2 separate regions of the Homo sapiens genome follow, and region 1 is linked to region 2. Evidence: chromatin contacts called from ENCODE Hi-C or POLR2A ChIA-PET data. All regions are on one chromosome and are shown on one strand. The core of a region is the stretch at or near the end of the contact, and the rest is flanking DNA. Distances in the headings are between cores, read along the strand shown.

Region 1 (2,749 bases), core at 231-2,730, 150 kb before region 2:
AAATACAAAAATTAACCAGGTATGATGGCATGCACCTGTAGTTCCAGCTACTTGGGAGACTGAGGCAGGAGACTGAATTGAGGCCAGGAGGTTGAGGCTGTGTTGAGCTGTGATCACACTACTGCAGTCGAGCCTGGGCAACAGAGCGAGACCCTGTCTCAAAAAAAAATAAATAAATACCCAGACTGAGGCATGCTAGAACTCCAGGGGCCTTCTAGCCTGCCCCTACCTCCCCCTCTGTGTATACATGGGCAGGTTAAGGCTCTTGGAAGGTTGAGGCTCCCACCCAGCCAGTGGTAGGCCCAGGATTAGAACACATACCTCCTAGCTTCTAGCCCTGAACTTTTTCTCTCCACACTGTGTTGCCACCCTTACCTTCAATGGCAGGAGGAACTGCAAAAGAGTCTACAGGGTGCACTCCTCCTTTTTACATCCTAGTTTCTCATTTCATCATGCAGCAAATAAGTCCTTGGAAAAACTAAATATAAACTAAATCCTTTCCCCTAAGTGTAAAACTATGTGTAAATTAGATTTATTTTCTAGCTACAGTCGTGTTCTTGCTCCATGTCTGCTTGATACTGTTAGAGTTGGGCGAGGCCTTTCCACTCTTGATGCGGGTTTTCCCAGCCCCTTTGCCCAGAGATTTCCCACCTCCAGTCAGTGGCCAAGTCCCATCCATGCTGCCCCCAAGGTCCCACATCCCTTTCCGTTCTTGCTGCCCCCCAGCACTGTGCAGGGCCGGGCCCTTTATTGCCCCTCCCCTTGGCCATGGTTATCATCTCCCTGCTCTGCCAAATCATCCCTGGGTGCAGGGTCCTGCTCTGCTCTGAAACCTTCAGTGGCTCCACATTACCTCCAGGATAAAGTCCCACCTCCCTAGCCTGCCATTCATTCTGTGAATTGTCTGCAAACTATGTTTTCAGTTTCTAACCGTGTCTCATAACTGGACTAGAATGAGCTTCTCCAGGAACTTGACAAAGCAGGTGCAGGACTTGTGCTGGTGTCCTCAGGTGTCTTGTCTGCTTAAACAAGCAAATGTGCAATAAAGGGTTGTCAGCCCATTGCCTAGATGAGAACATCAGGGCCCAGAGTGGTGCAGAGCCTTGGCAAGGACTCACGGCTCAGAGTGCCCCCAACCTCATGACCCAGACCCCACCCTCTCCCCTCCCCTCTCCTCCACTTACTCTTTGCTCATTCCCACCCTTTGCCTGGTATGGAGTAGGCACACATGAGGCCACAAGACTCACTGACAACCACACATGGTTCGTGAGCCTTCCCTGGTGTGTGTCACGTACTGTATTTGTCTTGGGGATTCTGGTCTTGGCATGGCCGGCAGGGCATACCCTCACAGGAAATTCTCACTCGGTGAGCAGGATGCAGGGTTTTCCGAATGACATCATATGCTGCCCTTTTAAGCAAGTGCTGTCACCTCTGGAGGCTTCTGCCACCTTTGTGAGTGCTCCCAGCCGGTGCTGTGAATCATTTCTCACAGCCATGCAGATCGTCTGACAGGTTTTGCTTATTTCTGATCAAACTGTGCACTTTTAATCAACAAACTGTGACTCACAGATGTTCGGCGTGCGTCCTGACCAGCAGTGGCCAGGTCTGCCTGGGTCAGTCTGGGCCCAGCCTGCCCACTCCCACCCCCAGACTCAGCCTTCATCTCAAGGTGGGAGGGTTGGGCTCTCTTTCCTTTCCCATTCCCACTTGATGGGGCCCCCAGCCAAGTCCAGAGGCATGACTGGCTTTTCCTCCCCCATCGTCTCATCTCCCCACGATTAACTCCCCAAGATGAGTCAGAAGTCCTGACTCATCACCCGAGGGGTTTGCTTAAGGTAAAATCCCATTTCGGTTAGAGCCTGATGACCCCAGTAAAGAGGATCACCTAGTCCCCCACCTGAACTGATGCTGTTCTAGAGTTCAGGAGGCGCCTTCCAGTCTGAACCTCTCCTCCACCCTAGCACAGAGGGAGGTAGGAGGGGAGACCGAGGCACTGGGGTGTGCCCCAGGTCACACGGGGTGGCCATGGATGGGCAGGCACACATCTGCCTAGGTGCTCCTACCACCTGCCTTCCCTCCTGGGACAGCAGAAAGGTGCTCCAGTGCTCAGGGTCTGTCCCCACTGCCTCCTGGAGGCAGCCCCACCTGCACCCCTCTTCCTTCCTCCATCATTACCATCAGTATATGAACGTGTCCCAGTAACAAACTTTGCCAACATAAGTAAAAAAAAAAAACCTTGACTCAACATTCCTCTCAACTGCCCCTGCTGAGAACAGAAACTCCATGAGGGCAGGAACTTGTCTAGGTCACCACTGCATCCCCTGTGCCTAGAACAGTGCCCAGCAGGTAACAGGTGCTGAATAAATAGCTGTTGCGTGAATGAACAGTCTCCAAAGAGCTGCCAGCACTTCTCCCCTCTCTGTCACCTCCCCTTCTCTCTCACCCACCACAGCCAGCCTCCTTTTTCTGCCCCGGTCCCCAGACGACCCCCTCTGTCCTCCGTGGCAGTCACCACAGTTGACCACTCTCCTTCTGGGCCTCTGGGCCTGGTGCTCCTCCTGCCTCCCTGGCCACTCTTCCATCTCCTCTGCTGGCTCCTTGCCTCTGCTTGACCTGAAGGTCTGACTTTCCAGGGCTCAGTCTCCAACTACGTGCTCTCCCTGGGTTGTCTCTCCCAGGATCCTAGTGGTGACTCACAGACATGTAGCATCAGCCCACACCTCTCCCAGAGCTCCTGACTCCTACGTCC
Region 2 (2,700 bases), core at 155-2,654:
CAAATATACGCCGAATGAGAGAATGAATGAATGAACAACTGAGTAAACAACTAGCAACCGAGAGGCTTGGTGGGGTAAGAATTACATTAACTATGTCACCTCATGGTGGAACTGTGCACATTTTTTCTTTTGATGGCGGACTTGTGTACTGACAAGACAAAGTTTTAAATAGATACGATTTTGGAAAGTTCCCTTTAAAGCAAAGCCATACAATAAATATTTAATCAGCCAAGAAAAAGGCTGTAGTCTAGCCTGGGGACTTCACAAATGACCCAAATCATGAGAGCCACGTCTCTACAGTGTCTTAGTACTGTATCTTCCTTGAGCAAAGGAACGCACTTGCCCCATCATGGCAAGTTCAGGTACAGAGTGCAAGGAATCTACAGCTTTCCTACCCCGACACAGGTTTAGGTAGGAAAACGCGAGCCTAGGATGATGGGGAGAAAGCGGGCATTTATTCAAAATGTATTTACTGAGCACCTACTGTGTACCAGAAAGCCCTAGTTGTGGGCTGGCTCTGACAGGTCCGCTGTGTAGCTTCGGGCATTTCTCCTTCACAGAGCCCAAGTCCTGAAGGCGAGCAAGTGGGGCCCCGCCTGCCTGCCTCAAAAAGCTGGGCTGGGGATTCCAAGGGCGAGAATGCGCTTCAGAAAGTGCCAGGAGGCACGAAGGCCAGCGGCCCCAAACGGCCTCGCTAACCTCGGCCCGGGCGCGGGGAGCGAGCCCAGGACGGCCGTCCGCTGGCAGCAGAGCCGGGCGGAGGCGGGCGCCCGCCCTCCGAGGGGCCGCGCTTACCCGTCGGGCGAGTACTCGAGGTTGAAGACGGCGCCGTGGGTGCGGGTGCTGAGGTACACCGAGTCCGCGGGGTGGATGGAACCGTAGAGGCTAGTCATGGTGCGAAAATTGTCCCGCGCCGGGTCCACGAACAGCCCGCGGCCCAGGCTGCGCTCTTTCAGCCACCCGAACAGCCTAGCGCCAGGGCCGCCCAGGCCCGCGCCGAGGCCGTGTCGGCCCCGGCTCTTGGCCCTGCAGTCTGGCCCGGGCCGCCGGCACGGAGGGGAGGGAGGTGACGGCTCTCCCGGGGCGGAGGCAGTTGAGGACTCCGGAGCTCCAGGCAGCCCTAGCTCTCCGGAGCGCGGGGCCGGGGACAGCGATGGGGCGCCGGGGCGGCGAGGGCTTCGGGCGGGTGGAGGGGGATGGGTCGCATCAGCCCCGGGATGTAGTGGCGAGGGCGGCCCGGTGGCTGCTGCCTGCCCCTCGTGGGGCGTCGGCTCCTCAGCCCCGGCTCCGGCCGATCCGTCCCCTCCAGGGCTATGGGGCCCAAAGGGAAACATGATCAACGCCCCCGCCCCCCGCTCCGGGCCACTGCCCCGCCGGCCGACACCTCAGTGCCCCTGTTCAGCTGCCACTTCCGGCGTGCAGCGGCCTAACCCCACCGGCTGGAAACCCGCGCCGCCCCTCGGCCACCGTCCGCCGGGGACCGGGAAAGCTGAGACACCGCCGGGTTTGGGGCGCCGCAGTCCCGGGAACGGAGGTAGGGAGCGAGTAGTTACCTGTGTGAGCGACTGAGCATCTGGGCACCTGATCTGGGTGGCAGAGTCGGTCTGTAGTTGTCAGTGACCGGTGGCCGCGTGCCTGGGGATGAGTGGCCTGACCAGTCAGTCCTGTGAGGCTGAGTATGTACTGGTGTCTCCACTTTACACTGGGATCAGCGAGGGATTAAGAATTAGTGCATTACGTGCAGGCCACACACAATAGGTGACATGCCACTCTTTTTTTTTTTTTTTTTTTCCGAGATGGAGTCTCGCGCTGTCGCCCAGGCTGGAGTGCAGTGGCGCGATCTCGGCTCACTGCAACCTCCGTCTCCCGGGTTCAAGCAATTCTCTGCCCCAGCCTCCCGAGCAGCTGGGATTACAGGCGCCCACCACCACGCCCGGCTAATTTTTTGTATTTTTTAGTAGAGATAGGGTTTCACCATCTTGGCCTGGCTGGTCTTGAACCTCGTGATCCACCCGCCTCGGCCTCCCGAAGTGCTGGGATTACAGGCATGAGCCACCGCGCCTGGCCAGCATGCCCAACTCTTAAAGGCACAACAAGTTCAGGGTGACCACAGGCAGCTTCTTCCAAAACCTATTTGTCACAAGGCAAAGGAGAGACTGAGAGGAAACAGGTTTGGATGTGCTACCCAAGGAATGGCTGAGATAGCCAGTCTGTGTATCTGGGCTTAAATGAAAGATGGCAAATAGGTGATAGTTACTTTTCTGGGTCAACTTGACTGGGCTAACAGATGCCCAGATAGCCTGGAAAACCATTATTTCTGTGTGTGCCTGTGAGGGTGTTTCCAGGACAGATTAGCATTTGAATCAATAGAAGATCTGCCCTCACCATTGTGGACAGGCATCATCCTATTCATTAAAGACTGAAAAGGAACAAAAAGGCAGAAGGGTGATTTAACTTTCTCTTAAGTTGGTACATCCATCTCCTGCCCTTAGACATCAAAACTCGGTTCTGCGGGCTTTGGACTTGGGGACTCATCGTCAGTTTTCAGGCCTTCAGTCTTGGACCGGGAGTTATACCATTAGCTCCTCTGATTCTCACACCTTCAGACTCAGACTGAATTACACCACCAGATTTCCTGGTTCTCCAGCTTGCAGACTGCAGATCATGGGACTCCTCTACAATGATATGAACCAATTCCCA

Evidence for each region. Hi-C counts contacts between places; a loop is a spot of excess contacts on that map. ChIA-PET counts read pairs that join two places held with the same protein, here RNA polymerase II (POLR2A). Pooled maps may share reads with other maps.
Region 1: a loop to region 2 is called in a pooled map, with 3 times the contacts of the local background. The contact joins the enhancer-like site here to the promoter of DCAF10 in region 2. A Hi-C loop is called at or near these places in 1 of 37 single-sample maps with no recorded cell type and 4 of 50 pooled maps. POLR2A ChIA-PET finds 5 or more read pairs at or near these places in 1 of 52 experiments (IMR-90).

What each region holds. Positions count from the first base shown.
Region 1 is chr9:37,952,907-37,955,655 of GRCh38, reverse strand. The region is part of intron 4 of SHB (SH2 domain containing adaptor protein B); the gene reads left to right. Among named protein-coding and RNA genes, the nearest start is that of SLC25A51, 50 kb to the right of the region's middle. RefSeq lists enhancers at 1,240-1,529, 1,740-1,869. Within about 2 kb of position 1,480, at least 11 of the 41 ENCODE cell types and tissues checked have a DNase peak (open chromatin) inside an H3K27ac peak, as active enhancers do; they include IMR-90, where a contact is called at or near this core.
Region 2 is chr9:37,799,501-37,802,200 of GRCh38, reverse strand. DCAF10 (DDB1 and CUL4 associated factor 10) reads right to left here and starts at 1,404. Exons shown (of 7, transcript NM_024345.5): 1 at 796-1,404. The coding sequence starts at 1,334. LOC105376037 (a long non-coding RNA gene) reads left to right here and starts at 1,310. Exons shown (of 3, transcript XR_929599.3): 1 at 1,310-1,534. RefSeq lists enhancers at 273-322, 1,274-1,875 and silencers at 633-692, 913-1,432.